Linked DNA regions of Homo sapiens: all the other regions are linked to region 1. A link is a contact called in ENCODE Hi-C or POLR2A ChIA-PET data. All regions are on one chromosome and are shown on one strand. The core of a region is the stretch at or near the end of the contact, and the rest is flanking DNA. Distances in the headings are between cores, read along the strand shown. Region 1 holds the start of GHITM (growth hormone inducible transmembrane protein). Region 2 holds the start of PPIF (peptidylprolyl isomerase F). Region 3 holds the start of ZCCHC24 (zinc finger CCHC-type containing 24). Region 4 overlaps ANXA11 (annexin A11). Region 5 holds the start of ANXA11 (annexin A11). Region 6 holds the start of PRXL2A (peroxiredoxin like 2A). Region 7 overlaps TSPAN14 (tetraspanin 14).

Region 1 (3,448 bases), core at 446-2,945:
AAAGGAAAATATGAAATCAGACATTTTTCTTCCAATATGGAGAGAATAAGCTTTAATAGGAATCTTGAAGAAAGCTTGAGTCATTGACTTCAAGATCTTTATTCTGGTACTGTGTTGTAAATCCTTTCTCTTTGCTGATAACAGAAGCTCTAGAAAAAAAGACTATCACTGAAGGAGCCAAACAGAAAACCTATTTGCTAGCTAATAAAATTGGGCATAGATCAAAATAAAAATTAAACTGATCATGCTTGATCTGTTCAGTTTCGTGAGATTTCTCTAGTGTTTTCCTGCCATTTTCAGCGTAAAGAGATAAGAATTGTGTTGCTGCCAGACTCTTTTATTATCCACATAGAAGGCAAGTCTTTATATTTGTCAAGGTTTACATGATTAGGAATCATAAATCACAATTAACTACTGCTTAGGAGATAAAGGTTCATGAATTTTGCATGTTGTTAATCACCTTATCACCCTTTCAGGGTTTTAATCTGCTCTTTCTTCATGGTATTAAGTTATCACATTATATTTTTTCTATGTTCTGTCTCTACCAGAAAGTAAAGCCACAGAGCAAGGACTTTATTTTGTTAAAATAGTGGTAGCACACACGGGTTTAATTCATTTGCTGTTTTTTTGTTTTTGTTTTTTTGGTTTCTTTTTTTTTTGAGACTGAGTCTCCCTCTATCGCCCAGGCTGGAGTGCAGTTGCGGGATCTGGGCTCACTGGAACCTCCGCCTCCTGGGTTCAAGTGATTCTCCTGCCTTAGCTTCCCAAGTAGCTTAGATTACAGGCACCAATCACGCCTGGCAAATTTTTGTATTTTTAGTAGAGACAGGGTTTCCCCACGTTGGCCAGGCTGGTCTCGAACTCCTAACCTCAAGTGATCCACCCGCCGCGGCCTCCCAAAGTACTGGGATTACAGGCTTGAGCCACCACGCCCGGCTGATTCATTTGTATATATTTCTAGAACAGAGCTTGGTACGAAGTTGAGCATTCAGTAAATATCTGTTGAAATAGAGGGAGAGTGAAAAAGAAAGTAACTCTCTCGCGTATTCCACAACTAGCTCTTCACCTATCAAATTACGCGCAATGGAAACATCTTAGTCCTCAGAGCAATCCTGGGTGCAAGGCAGAGGCGGCTGTTATCAGGCCTATTACACAGGTTTAGGGTGAAACTTGAAAATGTGGGCGGGAAAGTCACAAAGCAATGAAAAAACCATCTAGAAAAAATCTTTTCTGGATGTCACCATCTAACATTTGGCATGAGACCCCAGAAACCGGATGACTCGGCTCAGAAGCAGACACATTTGAAAAGATATTTATCTCACGATAAATTAAGGGACAAAAAGGCCTTCAAAAAGGAACGGAATAAACGGAATAATTTTTAACTCTAACATTACTTTCTTTCAATTTTTACATAATTCTTATAGCTGCGGCGAGTGAAACGACTAAAACAAAAGCAAAACAGAGCTCCACTGCCCAAAACAAAGATGGCCGAGACGACTCCCATGCCCACACGCAAAATGGACGCTGACTATGACGTTCCCTGCAACAATCCTCAACTGGCCCCGCCCCACCAATTTGGAACCCCGCCTCCTCAACCCGGAACCCCGCCTCCCCCAGTGTGGCCGCTTTTCCGACAGAGGCCTGCCCGTGATTGGCTGCTCGTACTATTTACGTCCTTTCGATGTTGCGTCATGCAGTGCGCCGGAGGAACTGTGCTCTTTGAGGCCGACGCTAGGGGCCCGGAAGGGAAACTGCGAGGCGAAGGTGACCGGGGACCGAGGTACTGCTCCGGCTGGCCGGCGGGCGCCCGGGATCCCCGGTGGTCCTGACAGCCGCCCTCACGGGACCGCTGGGTGCGGGGGGAAGGGCTGGAAGCAGCGGTGCTGCTGGCTGCGTCAGGGCCGGCCTGCGCGTTGGGGTCGCAGTCCTGTGGGTGACCTGGTGGAGAGGGCGGCGGCACAAGGCCCTGGTCAGGCGGGCAAGGGCTCAGTGTAGCTGTGCTTCTGTCCTCGGGCAACAAGGTGCTGAGTCATCCTTGCGGCGAGGCCGTACAGCCGCTGCGCTGGTAGCGGCACCTGGGGCAGGGGCAGAGGTGTTGTGGGTTGACAGGGAAGTTTGCTGCCGGGTTCTCATCTGAATCTAGCGGGCTGGGTGAACTTTCTCGGGGACCAGGCACCCAAACTCATCAATGCTCACGGAGGCATAAGCCCTTGGATTAGGGTCGGTAGTATTTTCCCCATTTTATAGCAACGACATCTGAGTCTTAGAGATCCACACTCCTCACAAGGTCACTTCTAACCTGTCAGAAGCGGGATTCCCACTCTGGGCTGTTACGCCACATGGAGGTCACTCTGAGCTGGACCTCTTCGGCCCCAACCAGTGGACTGAGTACTGAGGAAGATACAGGACAGCCATAGGTTGAGATGATGTAATGGCACGAAAGTTCCAAAAGCGCTGGGTGTTTTCCCAAAGGCCGGGTGCCGAATTTTAAGACCCTTAATAGTTCAGTTGCAGAGCTCGGAGGACGCTCGGGTATCTTAAAGCAATAGTTCTTAGCTTTTGGAGTGTTCGTTAAAACACACGTTCTTGGTCTTATTCCTAGGGGTAGAATCATTAGGAGCAAAGAAAGACCCAGGAGCCTACATTTTAAGATGCATCCGGGGCACTTTCAAGCAGGTAGTCTAAGGGTCAACGCTGTAGTCTGAACACGGAATCCTTATGTTACAGATGGGGAAATGGGCCCAGAAGTATATCACTTGCCTAGAATTCACTACAAATCATTGGCAGAGATGGGCTGGTAGCCCCAGTTGGTTTACACTCGTCATTTCATTCTGACCTATTGTAGTCACCTCACCTTAGCATTACAGAAACACTGTCTGCTGACTTCTGGTTGACCACCCATCTAGTATAATGTGCCCTGGAGCTAAGATAATCCAGTTTTTAGCATGCTTTTCTTTTGAAGACACCATCGAGGGAGTCTAATGTAAGGGAAACCTGGTTGGTAACTGAGTTTACTTGTTTACTTTGAAAGACTAAATGTCCTTTACGCATTATAGTAGGACATATAGAATAGGTTAACTTAGAATATTTTTATATCTCATGTTGAAGGAAAGTAATATTTGGTATGATTAGCTGAAATTCATATAGTTGGCTTCTTTTAATACCTTTTAGCTTTGTAATGCAGTATAACCTTGAAGAGCTATTCATGTCTTCTTTGGATGACACTATTCCTTTGCCCAAAAGTTATGTAGATTCTTTTAAATTTTCCCACTGGATGCTGGTATAAATCTTAAGCCAAAACTACATTTGTAAAAACCATCACAGACTCTGTAATCACGTCCAGTTATTAACAGCCGTTCTGTGTTACACATAATTTTTGCAGTCATCTATTTTGATTGGTCAAACTGGGACTTAAACCTAGTTTGTTCCTCCATCTTCAGCTGTGTTC
Region 2 (3,448 bases), core at 698-3,197, 4.8 Mb before region 1:
CCTGGGGCCTGGCTTCCCCATCTGCAAAACAGAGCTGTCTCTCAGGCAGAGTTCACAGCTGGGAAAGGGTTCTGAGAACTGAAGTGGTCAAGTGAATGAAGGCAGCACTCCCCTGGGGTGGGGATGCTCATGCTTCATCAGGATGGGGCATAAACTGAGTCCCCCCAGGAGCAGGCTTGAGAAACAACAGGGTACGCTGAGCTACCTGCTGTGGCTGAAGGTCCTGTGAGCTCAGGGCCTGGAACTGGCCGCAGGGAAGCCTGGGGCCTTAAGGAAGCTTCATGACAAGGCACATGGCGTGATTCCTCCACTCTCAAATCCACAGGATGCACTGGTAGAGGAAGGTCTGGGACATGTGCTGAGGGCTCAAGTGGGCTCCCCACTCAGGCCTGCTCACCTCAGGGCACAATCATAAGAAAGGAGGGGCTGCTCCCCAGGGCAGAGTGAGGCCCCATTCTGGGCTGGGACCTGGAATGCATCCCACCTGGGCTTCACTGGGTGCCTAGGCCCCTCCTAGGCCAGGAATCGGAGAAGGGGGCTATGAACTTCCAGAAGCCAAGCTAGCCAAACTTCCAGAGGCCAAGCTAGCATTCTTATGAAGCTAGGGCACTGCTCTGACCTCATGAATTTGCTTGGCTGGCATTTTGCTGCCTGACCTGTTCCCATGAGCCCATTCAGGATCTGGGGCAGGTCAGTCCAGAGCTGGTCCCTACTCCTGCCCACCTGCCTCCAAGGCTCAGCCCCACCCCTTTCTCTGACCCCTCAGGCCTCTAACTGAGACCGCAGCTCTCTGAATCCCAAACTGTGAGAAAGACAGTCCAGACTCTGTCCATCACAGATGCCCACAGGCACAGTACTTAGTTGACAAATCCATGTCTCTCTCGTTCATTTTATCCTAAGAACAGACACGAGAAAAAAGCAGGATGAGGAGCATGATCGCACCCTTACCCTCCAGATGGGAAACTGAGGCCCAGAGAGGCCTGGAGCACTGGTGCAAGCTGGTAGCAATACTCCAGGGCTCCCTAGCCCTAGCCAGTGCCTTCCTGTGTCCAGGCCTCAGCTTCCCCTGGGGACAGTACAAGTGTTGGGCCAGATGCTCTCTCAGGTCCCTGCGTGGCATCCATTTATTGCAGACCTCCCACCACCTTGCAGTGAGGGTGGCTCTGGCTGCTGGGAAGCCCACTTTCAGCACGTGGGGTTTAAATGCTCCTGCTGTGGGTCTCCCCACTGAGTCCCCTCCCAGGGTGCATGCTGATGGGAGGGGGCAGCTGGCAGTCTGCCCCGGGGCTGTCAGTGTGGGTCCTAGGAGGAGGGATCAGACCCAGTCCTGGGGAGGGCTGGGGGCCTGAAAGGAGCATGATGAGCCCAGGCTGCGTTTTCAGTCTTGCTAGAAGCAGGTCTGGTCCCCAGAAACAACTAGAGACAGGCCCAGGCCGGGACAAGCAGGCTAGGGGGCATCATGGGAGGTGTCTCAGCTTATCTCCTCCCTCTTGCGCCTCTAGCTCACTAATCCCGCCTCTCATCTCACCTTTCTCTAACCCTCTCAGACTGCAGGACCTAGGGCAGCAGGGAAGCTTATTTGGCCTGAGCCTTACCTGCAAAGGGCTCAAAGGTAGACTTTTGCTATTATATTCAAATTGCAACGTATAGATGCTCATATTTTGGAATTAATTACGTTTTAGCAGTTTTTCTTTTTTTAAAAAAATCTGCTGGTACCTTAATAAACATGGAACCAGCAACCTTTTGCCAGGTGTCTGTTCTCCGGGTCTCTGGGCCTGGAGGCGGGAGTGTTTCAAAGCACTTCACGCTCCGCGGCCCCACCGGCTGGCTGCGCTGCCCGCTGCGGCCGGCAGGGGTAGTCCACGGACAGGCCTGGAGGAGGCGGGACGGGGGCAGGGCCGGGAACCTGGGCAAGCCAATAAAGGCTGCGGCGCGCGGCTGCGCGGGACTCGGCCTTCTGGGCGCGCGCGACGTCAGTTTGAGTTCTGTGTTCTCCCCGCCCGTGTCCCGCCCGACCCGCGCCCGCGATGCTGGCGCTGCGCTGCGGCTCCCGCTGGCTCGGCCTGCTCTCCGTCCCGCGCTCCGTGCCGCTGCGCCTCCCCGCGGCCCGCGCCTGCAGCAAGGGCTCCGGCGACCCGTCCTCTTCCTCCTCCTCCGGGAACCCGCTCGTGTACCTGGACGTGGACGCCAACGGGAAGCCGCTCGGCCGCGTGGTGCTGGAGGTGAGACCGCTCGCAGGGCCGGCCTGGGCGCGGGACACGGGCCCGGGGAGAGCCCTGGGCCCCGGGCGGCGCGGTGCCGGGCGCGCTGGGTGACCTTGGGCCTCCCCATGCCGAGCTCTGGGCCTCAGTTTCCCCATTTCTGAGAATGGGCGTCAGAATGATTTCTTCCGGCCTCCCTCGGAGCACTGGAGCGGGGGAGACGGGAGGGAGGGCACGTGTGGAGGAGAAAGCTCAAGGTCAGATCGCAGAGAGGGAGGGCTCAGCACCTCTGGGCCGGCCCGGGCACGAGGGAGGGGCTCCAGGAGCCTTCTGGGGCTGAGCCTAGATCCGGAGCTCCGAGGTGGGTGTCGGGGGTCTTGGGGTGAGCGTCGTGGCCCAGCGGGTGCTCACGTGGCGGCCCTTGCACAACACGGAGCGCTTCCTGGCTCCGGCCCCGCCCCTGCGGTCGGGCTCACACTGGGGGTGCTGGGAAATGGAGCGAGAGGTGGTTTCCAGCAGTAGTGCGGGCCCAGTAGGCCTCAGGCCCCGGCCACCTGGTGGACCCCAGAATGCCCCTCCTGCGAGTCGGGACACACTCAGAGACAGTGTGCCCGGCGCCTCAACCCCTGCCACTGTCCTTGGGGGCCACACTGAGCACCTCCCCTAACTCTGTTTTTGGGTCTTTTCTAAAGCAAAGTAAGAAACAGTCACCAGGGTAGCTTTAGAGGGAAAGCCCTAGTGGAGCCTTCAGGTCGGCCACACATTGACAGCAGGGGTCTGTTTGTGTTGACTGGCCCGTATCCCAGGGAGCCCTTAGTATTTCTTCTTCATTCTCAGTTTCTTCTGGAAAATAGGGACACCCTTCCTGCTTCCATTTGGTTCCAGGGTGGGTCTTGCAGCTTCGAGGGTAGAGGCTGGCTGGGATGGGGCTTCAGCCTTCCCTCCCCACACCCTCATGCCTCTCCCTGGGCCTCAGTTTCCCAACCCCGAATGGAGGAGCTGGTCTGGCTTCTACCTTAGACACACTCTCTTGTCCCTGAATTTCTGATGCTTTGGGCCCAGCTGTGGGAGCACTGCCAGCTGTGTCCACAGAAGTAGGCCAAGATAGCATTGTCATCTCTTCTGACAGATTAGGAAACCAAGGCCACCTCCTCCAGCCTTGGGTTCAGGAAACGGCTCCCAGAAATGATAGAGCTGCCTCCCATGGGGGTTGGCAATAATGGGAATGGAATGTCCACGTGCTTCTT
Region 3 (3,448 bases), core at 464-2,963, 4.7 Mb before region 1:
GGTCAACAGGTCAGCCTGGGTAGTGTTGGCCTTGGGCCAGCATTTTATATGTCCATGCCTCCCCTAGTAAATAATGGCAGAGTTGAACTCAAGGGCGACCCTCTGCCTCCCTCTCTTACCCCCAGCACACCCTTGCGTACATAGGCTTTCCTCCCCAACCCATTCAGGACTCTGACTCTCCTAAAACTCACCGGTGTGCCCAGGTCTGGAAGGAAAGTGACCCCCATGTGTGTCCTCCCCCGAACACACCTCTTGCATCTTTGCAGAGAAAACCCCCACAAGGGGAGGAAGTGAAGGCCACAGATGGGTGTCTGAAATTCCCAAATGAGGCAGGAGTAAATGGAGGGAGGGGAGGAGTCCAGCCCACGGAAAGGAGTGGTATCTGGGCAGGCCCTGGAGACTCTTCAAAAAGGGCTGGGAGGTGGTGGCGATCTGTGTATTTATCTTGCTGGCAAAGAGGCGCTGCCCAGTCAACTTTGTAACTGAATCCACCAAACAGGCAGACTTTGCAACACAGCCGGCCCAGGTTTCTGCAGAAGGCGCTGGGCAGCTGGAACCTCTCCCCCCCCCTTTCTAGCCCCCCTCCCAAGAGCTCAAGAGGATTTCCCTTTCATTTCCTTCGAGGCTGGGAGGGCTGGGGACAGCGCAGTCTGTGGGGTCAAGCCCTCAGAAACCACTTCCTATGTGGCTGGGGGAGGGCGAGCAGCTGGAGGACGTATCTGGGGTCCCCGAGTGAGAACAGCAGGAGAAGCCCTCTGGGCAGTCACTGCTCTCCAGGGTGCCTTTCGGGTCGGGAACCGCAGAGGTCGGAGAAAAGATTTTAGGCCCTTCCAGAGGAGCTCCGAGCAGAATCTGCACTCTCGGTCCCAGCCCGCGGTGGCCAGGACGAGGATAAGGTTGGGCGTGAGAAGGACACTTCGAAGGGGCTCCCCGCCCAGGCCGCACCCCAGCTGTCTGAAGAAAATCCGGAGACAACCCCTCCTCAACTCCCTCCCCCAACCCCTTTGGAGCAGGGCTGCCCTGGCAGGGAGAGGGGGCGGGAGAGCTCCGCCCCGGCCTGCATTGCTCCAGCCCGGGCTCAGCCGGGAGGTGACGCGCACCCGGCACCCCGGGGACTTCGGGCGGCGAGTTTGGCAGAGTTGAACGAAGCCAAGCCAAGCCGGGCCCGGCAATGCGGAGCCGGGCCGCGCCAGGCCAGGAAGAGCGGGTCAGACAGGGAACGGCCCGCCACGGTGGGGCGGTGGGGCGGTGGGGCGGTGGGCGGGGGCGCGCGGGGGCACCCACCTCTCCGCGCTGCAGCTGGAAGAAGCTGTTGAGATAGCTGGAGTGCAGGGGCGAGCCCAGCTGCTCGGGGCGGCCCTTGCCGAAGGCCAGCTCCGGGGGTGCGGCGCCGGCGGTCGGCTCGGGCCGGAAGGCATCGAAGGCGCTAGCCTGGTGCGTGTCCTGCAGCGACAGGTAGACCCAGTTGAGCAGCTGGGCGGGCTGGTACACCGAGGCGGCGCTCGTGTCGATGGCCGACAGCAGGCTCATTTTGTGGCGGCGGTGCCGGCCCCTCCCCGGCCGCCCGCTCGCGGCCCCCCTCCGCAGCGGAGGGGCGGGCACCGGGGAGCCTGTGCCCACTGCCCGCCTCCCGAGCCCCGACGGTGATCGCCCCGCGCCCTGCGCCCCGCGCGCTGCCCGCAGCCGCTGCCGCTGCCGCCGCCTCCCCCCGACTGCGGCCCCGGCGCGCGCAGGCGGTGGAAGGAGGCAGCGAAAGTTGGGCAGGAAACTTTTGGCCCCGCCCCTCCGCCCCGCCCACTGCGTCCCGCCCCGCCCGGCGATCCGCTATCTGCCTCGCGGCTGACCCCTCCAGCGGCGGCTCCGGGGGTGGGGTCCACGATGCCCCGCCGCCCACTCCCTGCCCCGCCTGGCACTGTCCTCGCCCTGCATTGGCTGTCTCGTTGAATATGAACCGTCAGGGGTGGGGAGAGAGGGGAGTGAGGCTCATCTGCATATGCAGCACGGCGCGGGCCCGCCCATGCGAGGCCCCGCCCAAGCCCCACCTCGTCCCAGCCCGGCCAACCCAGCTCCCCGAGCTGCCGGGAGCTCAGTGCAGCCCCGGCCTAATCAATTTCGTCTCCCTCTGTCGTCAGCGCTCTTGTCTCGTTCTTTCCAAATCCTCTGCAATTGTTTTTCACTCACTTTTCCTTTCCTATTTTCCCTCCTTTCTCATACTCCTTCTTTCTCTCTCTCTTAGACTAGTACTAGTCTCCTGTGTCCGTCGTCCTTGTATGTGGCGCCCTCCGTGTGTGTGTGTGTGTGTGTGTGTGTGTGTATGTCCTTCTCTTTCTCTCACTCTTCTTGTCTCCTTTCTTCTATTTCCGTCTGGTCTGATGTTTCTCCCTGTCTCTCCCGCTCCTCTCTCAGACGCGTGTACACAGACGCACACACTTCTAACTCCCTCCTCTCGCTATCACCATCGGACCCTCCCCCTCCTACTTAATTCCTTCCATCTGCAGAATCACTTTGCGGGCCGGCTGCGCCAAGGGGGGCCCGGGTTCCTGCCCCAGGAAAGACTCCCCGCCCCCTCCCCCCCCCCTTCTCCTATTTCTGCTCTGGGCCCGCCTCGCTTCTCGACCCTCTTCCTCCACCCCGGCTCCAGCCCTAGCCCGCCCCGGTGCCTTGGCGAGTCGCCAGGACACCAGCCTGGGCCGGGGGAGCTCGGGAAAGCGGCTGTCACCCATCTCGCTGGGACAACTCAGCTAGTCCAAGACTGCCTGGAGGGAGCCCCGCCCCCGCCTCCGCCTCCGCCTGACGCCCCAGGAAGCCCCGGGGCCTTCACCGTCTCTTTCTCCGGGTGGTCTTTGCTGCGCCAGCACCGGGGACCTAGCCCAGAGGAACTCACCGCCTGGCTGGGACCGAGTCACCTCTCCCACTTTCAGTCTGGCTCTGGAGCCATTCCGCCCAGCGTTGGAGTGCCAGCTTGGCCACCGTCCAGCGGAATGACCTCTGCATGACGCCTAACCTCTGCGAGCAAGCCTGTTTTCTCCTCTGTAAAATGGGAGCAGTCATCCTCCCGCCGCCGGGGACATTTGTGTGCTTCCCAGCTTGGGTTTGGTAAGCGGAAGATATTCCATAAAGGACAGCTCTTCCCCGCCACCCACTCCACGAGTTACTCACATCACCTGCAGGGCACCTAACCACATCTATGGTCGCTCGCACCACGAAGGCCTTCAGTGATGACCAAATGCCACCCTTTTTCACCAACCAAGAGGCCCTTGGATCTCAGATCTCCATCTTGTCTATCAATTTGCAGTTATTAATACAAACGACAGCATATGTATCAATCATGTCTTCATATTTTCATTCATCAAGAACACATCTATACAGTACCCTTTATATTTTTAAACAGTATTAAACCTATTTGTTTAAAGAGTAGGTACACGGTTCTTGCAAATGGCTCACCTGT
Region 4 (3,448 bases), core at 359-2,858, 4.0 Mb before region 1:
ACAGGTGGAGGATGGGAGTGGGGAGCACACTGGCATGGCTGTGTTGGATTTTCCAGCCTCCCAATAGAGAAAGCACCAACAGGAAATTGGCGCTGTTTTCTTTCCATCCCCTCCACGTGCCTGGGTGTATGGGGGCCTGCTCCACTCCAAGAGTAGAGGGGACAGCGAAGGCAAGACTGATGGTGGAGGGAGGCCACCGGGCAGGGAGATATGAAAGACCCTCGGAGAGTAAACCTGCCTGGGAGAGGGACCCGCAGAGGCAGGGCCTCAGCCTGCATGAAGCTCCAACCCTGCGGGCACCAGAGCCTGTCCTCAGAATTTTCACTGAGGTGTGGCATGGATGGGGCCATCTTCTCTCCTCCTGCCTGCCTCTCCAGACCAGGTGCTGAGAAGGGGGATGGGGGCAAGTGAGGAGGAACTCACTTTCCATACAACGCAGACCGAGAGCACACAGCGTCACACGCAGATCTCTCCGTCACGCTCCTCCATGGCAGGCTTCCCTGGAAGCCAGGCCACTCCTCTTTGTGGGCAGAGTCACCTCTGAGGCCTGCCCACACCAAACAGGCTCACATAAGAGCCAATGCTCAGTCAAATGCTGAGTCCAATTCAGAATTTCTGAGGAGTGGAAAGTGGGCAGCAGAGGAAGAAAGTGACAGAGACACAGTGCTAATATCTGGCTGCCTCGCAGGCCAGCACGTGATGGGCACTCAGGTCCTGGAGGACGCTGAGGTTCTTGCAACAGACACAGTGGCAGTGACAGAAAAAGCCCCCCACCCAAGTCCTGACTCCAAAGTGTGGCCAGGACCTGCTATAGTTTGAATACTTCTGTCTCCCCAAAATTCATTTATTGAAATCCCAACTCCCAGTGTGATGACATTTGGAGGCGGGGCCTCTGGAAGGTTATGAGGTTGGAGTCCTCATGAATGGGATTCATGGCCTTATAAAAGAGATCCCAGAGGGCCCAACCCTTTCCACCATGTGGGGACACAGGGAGAAGGTGCTATCCTATTTGTGAACCAGAAAGTGGGCCCTCACCAGACACTGAGTCTGCTGGCACCTTCATCTTCAACTTCCAGCCTCCAGAACTGTGAGCAATGTACTTCTGTTGTTTATAAGCCACCCGGTCTATGATATTTTATTACAGCAGCTTGAACGGATTTAGACGGAACCTAAGGATGCACGCGCATGTGCGCGCGTGCACACACACACACACACACACACACTCTCTCTCTCTCTCACACACTCCCAAAAAGGGAAACAGTGGGTTGTGTTTATAAGTGCAGGTGGCAGGGGCGGGGAGGAGACACAGGTCTCTGTCTTTGTTTACCCACTTCCGCAAGGGGAAGCCACCGCCAGTTACACCACCTGAGCAGAGGGAGCTTCTGCCAGGGCCCGCCTAGGAGGGACCAGCAAAACAATGGTAGTGAGCTGATGTCAATTGGGCACAAGTCCCAGGGTGGCTGAGGCTTCCCTGTCAATCCCACCCCTCTTAGCTGTCAGGTCACTCCAGTTACTGCAAAGTCCAACCCAGCTTCTCCCAGATCTCCTGGGCCCACAGGGATGTGCCACACCCCAAGTCCTGTGGTAGTTACTATCTACAAGACAACCCTTGCAGCAGCTCTGCCGGAAGGAAGCAGAAACTTCTCTAAACCCTTCCCTCATTTTGCAGTGGGAGGTAAAGGGAAGCTCTGCAGCTCCAAGACACTGGGCCTGAGCCTCACTGACATTGGCTTTCACAATGTCTACCCCTAGATTCTTGGCAGGCTTCTACCACCCCCAATTACTCTCTCTCACACACTCTAAACCAGCTCCCCCATCTTTTCACGGCCCACACTCCCCCGTCAAGGGCCCCAAACATCACAGGACAGTCACAAGGGACTTCTCAATTCTGCTGCATGAGTTTTACCGCAGCCCACACAGCTCTGATATCATCTTCTAACACTGCTGCTAGGCCACTGGGATGGTACACAGGGTTTGGAGTCCAGTGACAATGATTCCATTCTAGCTCTACCTCTTGTTAGCTGTGTGACCCTGGATATATAGATTGACCACTCTGAGCCTTTCTCCTCACCTGTGAAAAGAGGAAAAATGCATCCATCTCATTACACAGCTGTGAGAATGTAGTATTCTCACATATATATATATATATATATATATATATATAGCACTACAACAGGTATTAGCACACAGCAGGTGCTCAGTTAATTTTAACTTAGTCCCTAGGAGGCATTAGCCTGGAGCCAAGGTCTGGTTCCTAACGCAACTGCTTGCTGTGTGACCCCCCTGGGCAACTTAACCTCTCCGAACCTCCATTCTATCTGCAAAGACCTGATGTACCCCACCTACCTTGGATTACTATGAGGACTAAAAGTAAAAAGAACAGGAACGCGCTTTGTAAAGCAGGACACAGTTATCTTCACTCTGTGACCAACACGCCTAGTGGCCAAAGAAGCCAGGCTCTGACATTTCGAGAGGGAGAAAAGGGTCACAGATCCTGGGCACACACTAAACTCAGGTGTCAGGCTCCCGCCAGGGGACCAGCCCAGCCCACACAGTGAGGGGAGTGTCCAGCCAACCCTTAGGGTCCCGGGGCCTCAGGAAAATGCTGGTAAGGGGAGGGGTAGAGGGAGGGCTTTTCAGAGCCTGAAACTCAGCTACCATCAGCTTCTCTGATTAGGTCCCTCAAAGACATCCCCGGTACCTGTGAATGCGTTACTTTAGGTGGCAAAAGGGACTGTCCTGAGGTGATTAGGGTTACCCGCCATGAAATGGGGAGACTAGCCTAGATTATCCGGGTGGGCCCAATCCAGTGAGAAGCGTCCTTCAAAGCAGAGAGCCTTTGTTGCTGGGTTAAGGATGAAAAGGAAGAATAAGAAGGACAGAGTCCAAGCATGAGAGGGATTCCACCCATGGAGGAAAAGGGCCAAGTGCCACGGAACTCAAATGGCCTCTAAAGCTGGAAAGGGCAAGGAAGCATTCACCTCTAGGGCCACCAGACAAAGACACAACCCTGCCAACACCTTCATTTTAGCACCATGAGATCCAAAAGACCCTGAGATAAAACTGTAAAGATAAAAAAACCATGTGGTAAAATAGTGCAGCCACTATGGAAAACAGTATGGAGATTCCTCAAAAAATTAAACATAGAACTACCATACGATCCAGCAATCTCACTCCTGGGCATACAGGCCGAGTACCTCTCATTCAAAATGTGTGGGATCAGCAATGTTTCAGACATTGTGGTCTTCAGACCAGATGACTTCAGATTTTGGAATACTGGCATCATACTTACCATTGTGTATCCAAAATCCAAAAATCCAAAATCCAAAATGCTTCAATGAGCACTTCCTTTGAGCGTCATGTTGGAGCTCACAAAGTTTCGGACTTTGGAACATTTCAGATTTGGGATACTCAACCTATATACCTAAAGGAAATGAAAGCAGGGACT
Region 5 (3,448 bases), core at 587-3,086, 3.9 Mb before region 1:
AGAAGGGCTGAGTGAGCTCAGAGCATATCCCGTCCCTCCTGCTGGGAGCAGGCACCCGGATGGCTCCCAGGAGGGTGGAGAATGCTAGGCCAGACAGGGGAGGGAGGGCATTCCAGTAAGACAGAGAGCATGAGCTTAGCATGAGCTAAGCCAGAAAGACGGTTCAGGAGAAGTGCATTTCAACTTTAGCTGAACCTTCCACTGCTACTATTTATTGACCCTTACACCTGATTATTTATGACCCAGGCCTGCCTCACACACTTTATGGCTAATGTGGGTGACACCCATCTGGGATACACAAGTGTGGTGCAGCAGTCACCACCTGTTCTGACTGGTCCGTACCTGAGCTCTGTATTGTTATTAAATAAATGAATGCACTGAATCTCACAAGCCTGTGAGGCAGGGATTACTATTACCCCCATTTTACAGATGAAAAACCAAAGCACAGACAATAGTCAAAGAAAAGATAGCAAGGTATGCAGGAGCCTGAAGTAGTGGGCACCCAATGCCAGGGCAACAAACTGCCCTGGCACCTCACCTGGCCTCTCTTATCAGGGAACACCTTGCAGCACAAAGAATGCCTTGAGGAAAGGGGCCCTGTTAATCCCCTGGAATCCCCAACAATTGACTGCCGCATAAAAGGAATGAGGAAAGCAATGAGAGCCAGTGAAGGGTGAGCATACCAGGCCCTGCCCTGCAAACCTAGTCCCTGTTGCGTGGGCAGGGCAGGGCAGGGCAGGGCAGGGGCTCGGCCTCACAGCTCCACTCCATGCCCAGCGCAGAGAACAGAGGGGAGAGCTACCACAAACGCCGAATCTCTACAGAGAGGTCAAGGATTGGAGGGCAGAGACAGAAATGCCCCGGGCTGACTGTTTCCAGCTTGGGCTAGCACTGGCTGGCTTAACTTTTCCCCTCCAAAGTCTCTAGGTAACAAACTTCGCGTGTCTCCTTTAAACCAACAGACCATTTTACCTAAGTCTTAAGGGCCTGGCCTGCACCCATGGGAGATACAAGTCCAGGAATCCCTTCCTGAAACTGGGGATCAAGGTTGGGGAAGGGGCGAAGGCACGCACAGCACCTGGGATGGCTCCCGCATTCCCTCAAACACTGGGGAGAGTTCCTTACAAATAAACTGCAATGGTAGCAGCTCCCAGGAATGTGCGTGCTCCCAGTTTCGGAGGAAAGTTCCTGAAGATAGCCTTCTCTGCTTAATCTCCCCAAGCCTCGCCTAGAAGGGCGCGCGCACCCTGGAGGGCTCCGCAGGGCTGCGGGGCCGGGCCTCCGGCACCCCTCCCGCCACCCGTTGCCTCCTGCGCCCAGGGTCACGGCCCCTGGCCCTACCCAGGCCCAGACTGAGACCCCGACCCCTGAGCCCGGGGGGACGGCGAGTGCACCCCGACCACACATGAGGGAGCAGCCCCAGACGCCGAGGCTGATCTAGGGGGCTGCCAGGCCGACACGGCCCGCCCGCGACCCGCCGACGCCCTCCCCTGCCCCCCACCCCCACGCCTGTAGTGCAACCAGGAAGCCGCAGGGCCGCGCTGGGCTGGGCGCCAGGCAGCCCCGGGCCTCACCCGCGGCGCCGCGGTGCACTGCCGCCGCCTGGTCCCAGGCCCCCAGCCGGCTCGGGACCCTCACTCACCTGGCCACGGGGACTCCGGACGCGAGGGGCGAAATGGGACGTGGGCGGGAGTGGCTCTCTCCGCGGGCGTCCCGGGCGCGGCGCCTGGGTTCTGCCTAGGGGCTGGGTCCCACTCCCGCTCGCGGGGCCCGCGGGGCACTCGGGGCACTGGGGAGCCGCGGGCGCAGCAGCCGTCAGCGCCGGGCGGAAAACTCCGCGGGCGCGGCTGCCCCAGGTGCCAGAGGCAGTGCAAGGGAGGGGCGGGGCCTGAGCGCGGCCCCGCCCCCAAGATGAGGACTGGGCACGGCGGGCCCGCGAGGAGCAGCAGCCTTCCGGCTGCGGAGCTGCTCCAGGAAGTCTCGGGCTCCGGAGGTCCCTCTGCCGCCCCTAACCCCTGCGGCGCCCAGTGCCGCGCAGAGCCGCATTCGCCCTCCTGCAGGGGTGGGCATTTCCTAAGTCCTCTCCAGCCCCGTGTGCGTCGGTTAGTGACTCTCTTTAAGGTCGAGAAAACTTTTTACACTGAAAAGGTCAAACGCATTTCCTTTATAGCAACACTCGGTGGTGGTGGAGGGGGGAAGGTCACGCACAGTATGTGAGGAAGGGAGCGGTCAGTGACTATCGTGGAGAAACCTGACAAACCACCCAGCCGTCAAGGTGACCTCGACAGGGGTAAATCATACTGATTGCATGCACCGCTTGTGGTCTTCCTCCCAAGAACACCTAACCCCACTGTAATCATGAGGAAAACATCACAAATCAATTGAGGCCCTTGCCATATACATGACCAGTACTCCTGAAAACTAGCAAGGTCATCAAAAACAAGGAAAGTCTAGGACACTGTCACAGCCAAGAGGAACCCACGGAGATATAAAAATGACTTAAGATGTTAATAATAGGAAAAGCCCGGGTTTATGAGAATTCCCTGTATTCACACTTTTTCTGTAAATCTAAAGATGTTCTAAAAATAAAGCATATTTTTAAAAGGTCACCCAGGTAATATATGCATATATGGTAGGTATACAATTTTTTTTTTTAATGAGTGGTGGCTGACGCCTGTAATCTCAGCACTTTGGAAGGCCAAGACAGGAGGATGGCTTGAAGACAGGGCTTCCAGACTAGCCTGGGCAACATAGTGAGACCCAGTCTCTAAAAAACTAAAAATAAAAAATTCAAAAAATGAGTAAAAATTGAGATTCACTCTTCCCTCCACTCCCCCAGCCCACTCTTAGGTGTGTCCTTCCAAATATCTCTCTTTAACACTGTGTGTGTGTGTTTACATAAACGTATTGTTTACAAAACGATATTGCAGTACTTTTCTGCAACATGTTTTTTTACTCACTATATCTTGGAGGGTCTTTCCATACAAGTGCTCCTGAACAGACCTGGTTCTTCCCATCCACTGCACACTGCGCGCCATCGTGCGCTTCACCATTCTTCATTACCTAGCTCCTTACTGAAGGACATTTAGGTTGTTGCCTATGTTTGGCTGTTACAAACAAGCTGCTGGTTCGATTTTCCTTTTTTTTTTTTTTTTTCTGAGACGGAGTCTCGATCTGTCGCCCAGGCTGGAGTGCAGTGGCGCGATCTCGGCTCACTGCAACTTCCGCCTCCCGGGTTCAAGCGATTCTCCTGCCTCGGCCTCCTGAGTTGCTGGATCTACAGATGCCCACCACCACGCCCGGCTAATTTTCATTTTTAGTAGAGACGGGGTTTCACTATGTTGGCCAAGCTGTTCTCGAACTCCTAGGCTCAAATGATCCGCCCGCCTCGGCCTCCCAAAGTGCTGGGATTACAGGCGTGAGCCACCGCGCCCGGCCCGATTTGCGT
Region 6 (3,448 bases), core at 637-3,136, 3.7 Mb before region 1:
TCTGGAGAGAGATATATGTATCATACATATCTTATACATATATCATATATATCTTATATATCTCATATATATCTTATATATATCTTATATATCATATATATATATATATATATATATATATATATAAAACTACACCCGCATTGCACCAAAGTATACGAAATATTTTCTGGCCTTCAAATCATATGCCTAACTCCTGCAGGAAAACTGCATGGGCACTCAGGCTGATCTCCCTTACCCCACAACTTAGATCCACCTCTCACGTTTTCTAAGTTTATTTCCACGCTGTCCCTGGGCCAGGCTCTAGGGTCCCAGAGGTGAAGTGGAGGAATTCACAGTTTGGTTGAGGAGAGACCCCCTTGAATAGATCAAGCTCCCCAAGTGTTGCTGTAAGTTTACATGGAACATGGAGTCTGAGTGGGAAGTCAGGGAGGTGAATCACGGAAGCCTTTGGACTTTGTACACCTGTGGGCAGCTCCCAGATGAAGGGGGGAAGGTGTTGCAGGCAAATGACCACCTTTGACGGGCGGACATCGGCCTGCTTTGCCACTTCACCTTATGCTGCCCTGTGACTGGTCTTTGCACTGTGTCACCGATATGTCTTTTTTTTTTTTTTTTGAGACGGAATCTCACTCTGTCACCCAGGCTGGAGTGTAGTGGCACCATCTCGGCTCACTGCAACCTCCACCTCCGGGGTTCAAGCTATTCTCCTGCCTCAGCCTCTTGAGTAGCTGGGACTACGGGTGCGCGCCACCACACCCGGCTAATTTTTGTATTTTTAGTAGAGACGAGGTTTTGCCATGTTGGTCAGGCTGGTCTCGAACTCCTGCCCTCAAGTGATCTGCCCGCCTTGGCTTCCCAAAGTGTTGGGATTACAGGCATGAGACACCGAGCCCGGCCAACCACTAATATGTATCGTGAGTCAGCTCTGCTGTCTCTGAAAGTCCAACCTCCTACTTTTTGTTTTTTGTTGTTAAGACAGGGTCTTTTTTTTGTTTTTTAAAGACAGGCTGGAGTGCAGTGGCGCGATCTGGGCTCACTGCAACCTCCGCCTCCCGGGTTCAAGCGATCCTCCCACCTCAGCTCCAGAGTAGCTGGAAATACAGGCACGCGCCACTATGCCTGGCTAGTTTTTGTTTTTTACGTAGAGATGGAGTCTTACTATGGTGCCCAGACTGGTCTTGAACTCCTGGGCTCAAGCGATCCTCCCAAAGCCCTGAGATTACAGGCGTGAGCCAGCGCGCCGGACACAACCTCCTACTTTCATGAAAGAGTGGGCACTTCCAACAGGAGGAGTAAGTGGATGAGCGGTGTGTGACACACCCGCCTCAGCGTCGCCCGGAGTCCGCAAGGCTGCGGCTCACCGTTCTCTGCCCCATAGCTGGCATTGTGGAGTGAAAGGGAACGTGGGTGGAGGATTGAGGTTGGAAATTCTGAATCTGTACATACAGCTTGAAGGGGCTCATCGAATGTGTCGGTCCTTTAGATTCCCCCTGCCCATGGAGGTTAAAAAAAAAAAAAAAACCTATCAAAAGAGCTATTCAAAACCAGGCTGAAGATTGGAAGGAAGTTGGCCAGCCTCGGCTGCAGGACAGGTGCTTCCAGGCTCCATTAGGGGTGTCCAGCGCCTTCTTTTGCCCTAGGCAGCGCCCTGAAGAACGCGTCGGGGCCTCGGTTCGCGGACTTGAGGAGTGGACCGACCGAGCGCTGTGCGTAAAAGGACCGCTGGGGCACACGCCCGAGCGCCACCGGAGCTAGGAGACCGCGGCCCGGAGGTCGGCGAGTCGGGGGCAGGCCCGGAGCTCCTCCCACGGGGGGCGGGGCGGGTCACATGGCGGTGGCGCGGTAGCGCGCGATGCAGCACAGGCTAGAGGCTGCGCAAGCGCGGGGCCCGCCCCTGGGACCCTCCGGGCCGGGCGGTTTGGCCCCTTAGCGCCCGGGCGTCGGGGCGGTAAAAGGCCGGCAGAAGGGAGGCACTTGAGGTAGGTGCTGCGCGCCGGGGCTCCGCGAGGCACGTGATGTCCGTAGGCGGGGCCTGCCGCGGCGTAGGTGGGGAAACTGAGGCAGTGCAGGGCCGGTAGGGTGGGTGCTGGGCTGGTGAGGCGCGCCCCTCGGGCCCGCGCCAACTTTCTTAGGAGCCGCCGCAGCGCTGGCGCTCCCTCCGAGGACGACGACCCTTCCGCCACCCTGCGTGGCGGCCGATGGAAAAACCCTGCGCCCAGACGTCGGAGAACGGAGACGGGGACCCGGCGCTGCTGCGGCGGGCTAGGGCCCCCTCTGTCCACGCCCGCAAGCCTTGAGTGACGCCGGTGGCGCCAACCTTCGCGAATTGTTGGGACAAAGAACAGAGGAGAGGGCCCTGCCCTGGAGCATGGGCCCGGGGGCCGCCCTGCTGGACCAGCCCCAGGTGCGGACCTGGCAGTCCTCGTCCTCGTCTCTGTGCCCGCTTAGGGTCGTGTCTTTTAAGAGGGCACGGTTTCTAGCGTTGTTCAGCGTTTCGGAGGCACCTGTTCCCCCTCTTTCCCAAGAGTCACAAACGCCTGACTTTAAATTGGGTAGAGCCCAGTTGTAAACTTAACAGCCCTGCTGAGGTCTAGGAATGAAAAGATGAACAATCTGCCCCCAGGGTTGTTGCTGGAGCGGGAGGTGAAGGCGCAGGTGGAGATGGTTAGAGGCAAAGGAAGGGAAGTCAAGGCCCAGCCGGTCCAGGGCTGTGGGAAGGAGGCACACCCGGGAGTCCACTGCCGGACCGGGGTTCCCAGCTGCTCCTGCGCCTCTTTTCCTTGCCACATCATGCTGTCTGCACAGCCCAGCAACCCAGAACTCAGCTTTTTTGTTTGTTTTATTTTAATGTATTTTCCTTTGAACCTGGCAGGTGGTTTTTCAAAAAGAAAATAATCAAGATTTGTTTTGAAAAGCATTGTGAAAAAGTCAGCTTGAATAGTCTTGAATGCTCCTGCTCGGGCCCAGCTTTGGAGAATGAGGATTGGGATTTCCACTGCAGACCCCGACTCGTTACCATACTCATTCATCAGAAAACTCTTCATTTTGTGTACAAATAACGTTTTGAGGGTAATCATTGCTCTAGAAATGAAGAATTATACATCGTATTTATTGCACTTTTTGTAAGGTACCTCACAAGGCACCTCCTATACATTTAATCCTTTGATTCTTGCAACTCTGTAGAAGGTAATTAAGGAAGCATTCCCATTTTACTGATGCAAAACAGTTCCTTGTCCAGGTTTATACAGCTTGCAAGAATTAAAGTTAGATATTATTCTTGGTGTGGGCCTTTCCTATATCCCCGTCTTTTATAAGAGCATGTCATTTAGTTGAGACCTTCTGCATTACTTCTGAAGGGGTACAAAAGACATTTCTGATGATTTTCTCATCTCGTGTCATTTAAATGGTGCTCAGAAAGTTTGGATAGGACTGGAACTCTAGGGCTCAA
Region 7 (3,448 bases), core at 453-2,952, 3.7 Mb before region 1:
AGTTATTGGAGCAAAGTTTGTTTCTCCCCAAGAATGGGCCACTCATCACTTGGAACATCTATGGTGTTCAGGAGTGGCTCCCACCCCAATGGTGTCAGCCCTGCAAGGATGACCATGCTGGTTTTGTCTTGGTATCATCTGCAGGGCCCAGCCTGGAGCTGGGGATGCACTGAAGGCTCTGTTAATAATCTTCATTGGAGGGTCAGTCTCGGGGTGAAACAGTTGCCTGCTGCCAGGTCGGGTTGCAGTGTGTCCCTCCCTATCTTTAGGCACAGCTCTCGATCCCAAACTGGGGAGCTTCTAGATGTGCTGCCCTCATCTAGTACAAATTTAAACTAGCTGCTTTAGGGAGCATTTCCTGACCAGCTTGCCACCACCACCACCTCCTTCTCTCTGCCCTCCAGCACCTACTTGACTGCACTTAGTGAAGGGAGTCATGTTCTGAGTTCCCTGAGTCAGGCACAGGTCCCACTCTGAGTTGGTGTTTGTCTCCACGGCCTCATTCTCGGTGTCTTACATGCAGCAGTGCCCTGAACATGTAGAAACAAGTCTTTAGGTGTTTGTCTCCCACAGCAAAAGTCTTTTCACCCCATGGGCTTGGCAGGCGAGCCTGTGCACTGATGGATTGCTGGGTGGTTTGCTTCAACCTTGCTGATCTAGGGAGGCCACAGGGCCCAGCCCAGTCCTCCTGAGGTCTGGAGGCACAGCACCTTGGACTCCCTGGGTTCTTGTTCACATTGGGAATACTAGTGTAGACTGGGCCCAGACTCTCCACGTTTGTTTGCAACTAGCTGAGGAAGAGGCTCTGATGTGCTCTTACCAGGGGCATATAAAAGGATTCTGTGTATAGACATTTCATGTAGACTTAGATTTTCAGAAACAGGCCTGTCATGATGATCAGGGTATGGGTATAGGACACGTGCACTATGCCTGCTTTGGCCTAGCATCCTCCCTTGAGTGGGCAGCTTCACCTTCAATGGCAGAGGGAAGTAGGTTGGGACATCAACTTGGAAGTCAAGGTGCCAGGCCTCCTTTTGCCTAGCCATTTGAGAAGTGGGGGTGGGGTGGGTAGCAGGTGTGGGGTGAGTGGCAGGTGTGGGTGACCAGGCCCTGCCTCACCTAGGTGGGCAGGTGTTGCCCTGAGGCTGCTGGTGCAGTTGAATGAGCTGCCTGATGAATCATTCTGAAAATCTCTCATGGGTGCTGGGCGTGGTGGCTCATGCCTGTGATCCTAGCACTTTGGGAGCCCGAGGCAGTAGGATGGCTTAAGCAGGAGTTTGAGACCAGCCTGGGCAACATAGGGAGACCCCATCTCCCTATGTAGCTGGGACTGCAGGTGTGCACTGAGGTAGGAGGATCACTTGAGCCCAGGAGGTCAAGGCTGCAGTGAGCTGTGACGGTGCCACTGCACTCCAGCCTGGGTCACAGAGTGAGGCCCTGTCTCAAAAACGTAAAAGTGAAAATCTCCAATGGGGCCCAAGGCCTGAATGTTTTGTTTGCTTTTTTTTTGTTCCTCCAAGAAGGACCACAAACTCTATGTTTCAGTTACTTGAAGCCAGTTATTTTGTAGTATCTCCCTTAATTTAAGTTTGTTTGTTGTTTCCTCATGGTTAGCTGCAAGTTTTGCAGTTTTGTAAGGAATACTGCGGAAATGGTGAGTTCTAGGTGCATCCCCTTGGGAGGCACATGATGTGGGTCTGAGTCATTACCGGTGATATTGACAATGATCGCTTGCTTATGGTGATGTCTGCTGGGTTTCTCCCCTCTAAGTTACTATTTTGTTCTTTGTAAGTGTCCTGTGGGGAGATACTTTGAGATTATGCAAATACAGTATGCTATTTCACATCAAACTCATGACTGGTTTTAGGACCCATTGCAGATTCTTGGCACAGTCGGTTGTTTCTGTCATGGGTGTTGAATGCGATGATTTAATTCCATAATTCCTTCTACATTTATCATTTAACTATACAGAACTGCTGTAGCTATGTATCATTGTGCTACACATAACTTTTCCTTCTTTCCTGTTTATTTATCTCTGTGTGTGTATTAGAATGGGCTCATGAATTCTTATTTTATTCAATGAGTTAAAATCCGTTGTTATTATTGTTTATTTTGCCGCTCAGATTGTTCCAGATTTGGCCAGTGGGGGCTTTTTCAAGCTGCTGTGAATGACAGCTCTTCAAAACATGCATTTCCAAGTCTATCACAGTTCTGTTGAACTAGTTGCCATATGATTCTGGAGGCAGCTCCTGAGCCGTTCTGCTGTCCTGTGGAGCATGGCGTCAGTCACAGTAGGCCCATGGTTTTTAGTGTGCACCTTGTGAAGCCTTCCTTTCCCCCAGCCACCTGAAGATAAAAGTGTCCTGCTCTGCCTGCTTCCATGTTGGGTTTCTGGGTCAGAGTTTCTTTGAACAAAGCCTCCTGTAGCTTAAAAAATAATAAAAATAGTAAGCTTGGAAGTCACTGGACTAGGTGACCTCCATTCCAGGCCCAGTGCTTCTCCCACTGAGGACTCCCCTGACTCAAATCCACCCACTCTGCTGCTTTCCTGATGACAGCACTGAGGTAGACAGAGGCCTCCTCTCACCAGGTTAATGAGGAGGCCCCTCGGTGTCCTGAAACTTGGCAGGTTTTGGGTTGTGAGTTTTTGGTGGTGGAAATTCACAGTGTTTCAGTCACTAAGATCAGGGTTTTTACAGGATGCCAGGCACTGAGACCCTCAGACCCTTTGGAGAGCCTGGTGGAGCTCAGAGCTGGGGCCCAGCCTCTCCTGCACCTGCATGTGGAGGCCATCCAGGGCTGGCGGTCAGGGGCTTGATGGCCTTGGAAGCTGGGGGCCCACCTTCCCCACACTGTGCCAGGGCAGTGTTTGTCACCCTGTGATAAAGGAGGGGATCCAGCCCCCCTGACGTTGTGCAGCTGTGTAGTGACTTCCCACAGTAAAGAGTCAAACTTCTTCACTCCAGTGAGCGGTTGCTGCCACCATGATGGGTTTTTTTTTTTTTTTTAAATTAAAGTTTTTTTTTTTCTTTTTTGTTGGAAACCACAGGTTCACATGCCACGGTGTCTGATTTTGCAGTGTTTCTGGTGGCCCCTGGATTTGGCGTTTGGGTTAATGAGGGAATGGGTCAGGGATGTGCATGGACAGTTCTGGCTCTAAGGGGTGAGTCAGAGAGAGCCGAGCCCCTCCTTCCATCCTCAGAGGGTGAGATTGCTGTGGGCAGCTGAGCAGCCTGCCCTGGCCTGCCTTAGTGATTCTCTCTCCTACTGGGGCCCATTCCCTTTCATATTCGCCTGCCCCCTCCTAGGCTTCTCTCCCTGGGCCTGCCTGTTCCTTTGGCCTGTGAATGTTCCTCAGCACCTAGTGGGCTCTAGAGACCCCCTTCTCAGATGGTAGGAATGTCTAGGCCCCAGGTGCTACTAGAGGTGCAGCAGAAACTCCGCCTTC

Evidence for each region. Hi-C counts contacts between places; a loop is a spot of excess contacts on that map. ChIA-PET counts read pairs that join two places held with the same protein, here RNA polymerase II (POLR2A). Pooled maps may share reads with other maps.
Region 2: a loop to region 1 is called in a map of B cell, with 23 times the contacts of the local background. The contact joins the promoter of PPIF here to the promoter of GHITM in region 1. A Hi-C loop is called at or near these places in 2 of 168 maps with a recorded cell type or tissue (B cell and CD4-positive, alpha-beta memory T cell) and 5 of 50 pooled maps.
Region 3: a map of naive thymus-derived CD4-positive, alpha-beta T cell shows a loop between it and region 1 (13-fold over the local background). The contact joins the promoter of ZCCHC24 here to the promoter of GHITM in region 1. A Hi-C loop is called at or near these places in 1 of 168 maps with a recorded cell type or tissue (naive thymus-derived CD4-positive, alpha-beta T cell), 1 of 37 single-sample maps with no recorded cell type and 7 of 50 pooled maps.
Region 4: a loop to region 1 is called in a map of CD4-positive, alpha-beta memory T cell, with 18 times the contacts of the local background. The contact joins the enhancer-like site here to the promoter of GHITM in region 1. A Hi-C loop is called at or near these places in 1 of 168 maps with a recorded cell type or tissue (CD4-positive, alpha-beta memory T cell) and 7 of 50 pooled maps. POLR2A ChIA-PET finds 5 or more read pairs at or near these places in 1 of 52 experiments (CD4-positive, alpha-beta T cell).
Region 5: a pooled map shows a loop between it and region 1 (11-fold over the local background). The contact joins the promoter of ANXA11 here to the promoter of GHITM in region 1. A Hi-C loop is called at or near these places in 7 of 50 pooled maps.
Region 6: a loop to region 1 is called in a pooled map, with 14 times the contacts of the local background. The contact joins the promoter of PRXL2A here to the promoter of GHITM in region 1. A Hi-C loop is called at or near these places in 6 of 50 pooled maps.
Region 7: a map of CD4-positive, alpha-beta memory T cell shows a loop between it and region 1 (4-fold over the local background). The contact joins the enhancer-like site here to the promoter of GHITM in region 1. A Hi-C loop is called at or near these places in 1 of 168 maps with a recorded cell type or tissue (CD4-positive, alpha-beta memory T cell) and 3 of 50 pooled maps.

What each region holds. Positions count from the first base shown.
Region 1 is chr10:84,137,814-84,141,261 of GRCh38, forward strand. GHITM (growth hormone inducible transmembrane protein) reads left to right here and starts at 1,696. Exons shown (of 9, transcript NM_014394.3): 1 at 1,696-1,780. RefSeq lists enhancers at 1,064-1,633, 1,634-2,203 and a silencer at 1,777-1,976.
Region 2 is chr10:79,345,522-79,348,969 of GRCh38, forward strand. It overlaps PPIF (peptidylprolyl isomerase F), which reads left to right and starts at 1,948. Exons shown (of 6, transcript NM_005729.4): 1 at 1,948-2,222. The coding sequence starts at 2,028. RefSeq lists cis regulatory regions at 1,615-2,192, 1,692-2,733, 1,692-2,365, 1,692-2,243, 1,692-2,242 and 5 more and silencers at 1,722-2,131, 2,152-2,381.
Region 3 is chr10:79,443,911-79,447,358 of GRCh38, forward strand. It overlaps ZCCHC24 (zinc finger CCHC-type containing 24), which reads right to left and starts at 1,714. Exons shown (of 4, transcript NM_153367.4): 1 at 1,285-1,714. The coding sequence starts at 1,530. It overlaps LOC105378383 (a long non-coding RNA gene), which reads left to right and starts at 2,331. Exons shown (of 4, transcript XR_946104.4): 1 at 2,331-3,448. RefSeq lists silencers at 1,567-1,626, 1,637-2,146.
Region 4 is chr10:80,186,348-80,189,795 of GRCh38, forward strand. All of the region lies in intron 1 of ANXA11 (annexin A11), which reads right to left. Among named protein-coding and RNA genes, the nearest start is that of ANXA11, 17 kb to the right of the region's middle. RefSeq lists enhancers at 1-297, 1,938-2,037. Within about 2 kb of position 1,609, at least 26 of the 41 ENCODE cell types and tissues checked have a DNase peak (open chromatin) inside an H3K27ac peak, as active enhancers do; they include CD4-positive, alpha-beta T cell, where a contact is called at or near this core.
Region 5 is chr10:80,203,701-80,207,148 of GRCh38, forward strand. It overlaps ANXA11 (annexin A11), which reads right to left and starts at 1,837. Exons shown (of 16, transcript NM_145868.2): 1 at 1,643-1,837. RefSeq lists enhancers at 116-195, 2,835-3,448, 3,247-3,448 and a silencer at 1,181-2,060.
Region 6 is chr10:80,406,665-80,410,112 of GRCh38, forward strand. PRXL2A (peroxiredoxin like 2A) reads left to right here and starts at 1,887. Exons shown (of 6, transcript NM_032333.5): 1 at 1,887-1,979. RefSeq lists a silencer at 1,666-1,955 and an enhancer at 2,241-2,834.
Region 7 is chr10:80,470,694-80,474,141 of GRCh38, forward strand. The region is part of intron 1 of TSPAN14 (tetraspanin 14); the gene reads left to right. Among named protein-coding and RNA genes, the nearest start is that of TSPAN14, 18 kb to the left of the region's middle. RefSeq lists enhancers at 550-789, 800-869, 1,570-1,799, 2,432-2,481. Within about 2 kb of position 1,703, at least 15 of the 41 ENCODE cell types and tissues checked have a DNase peak (open chromatin) inside an H3K27ac peak, as active enhancers do.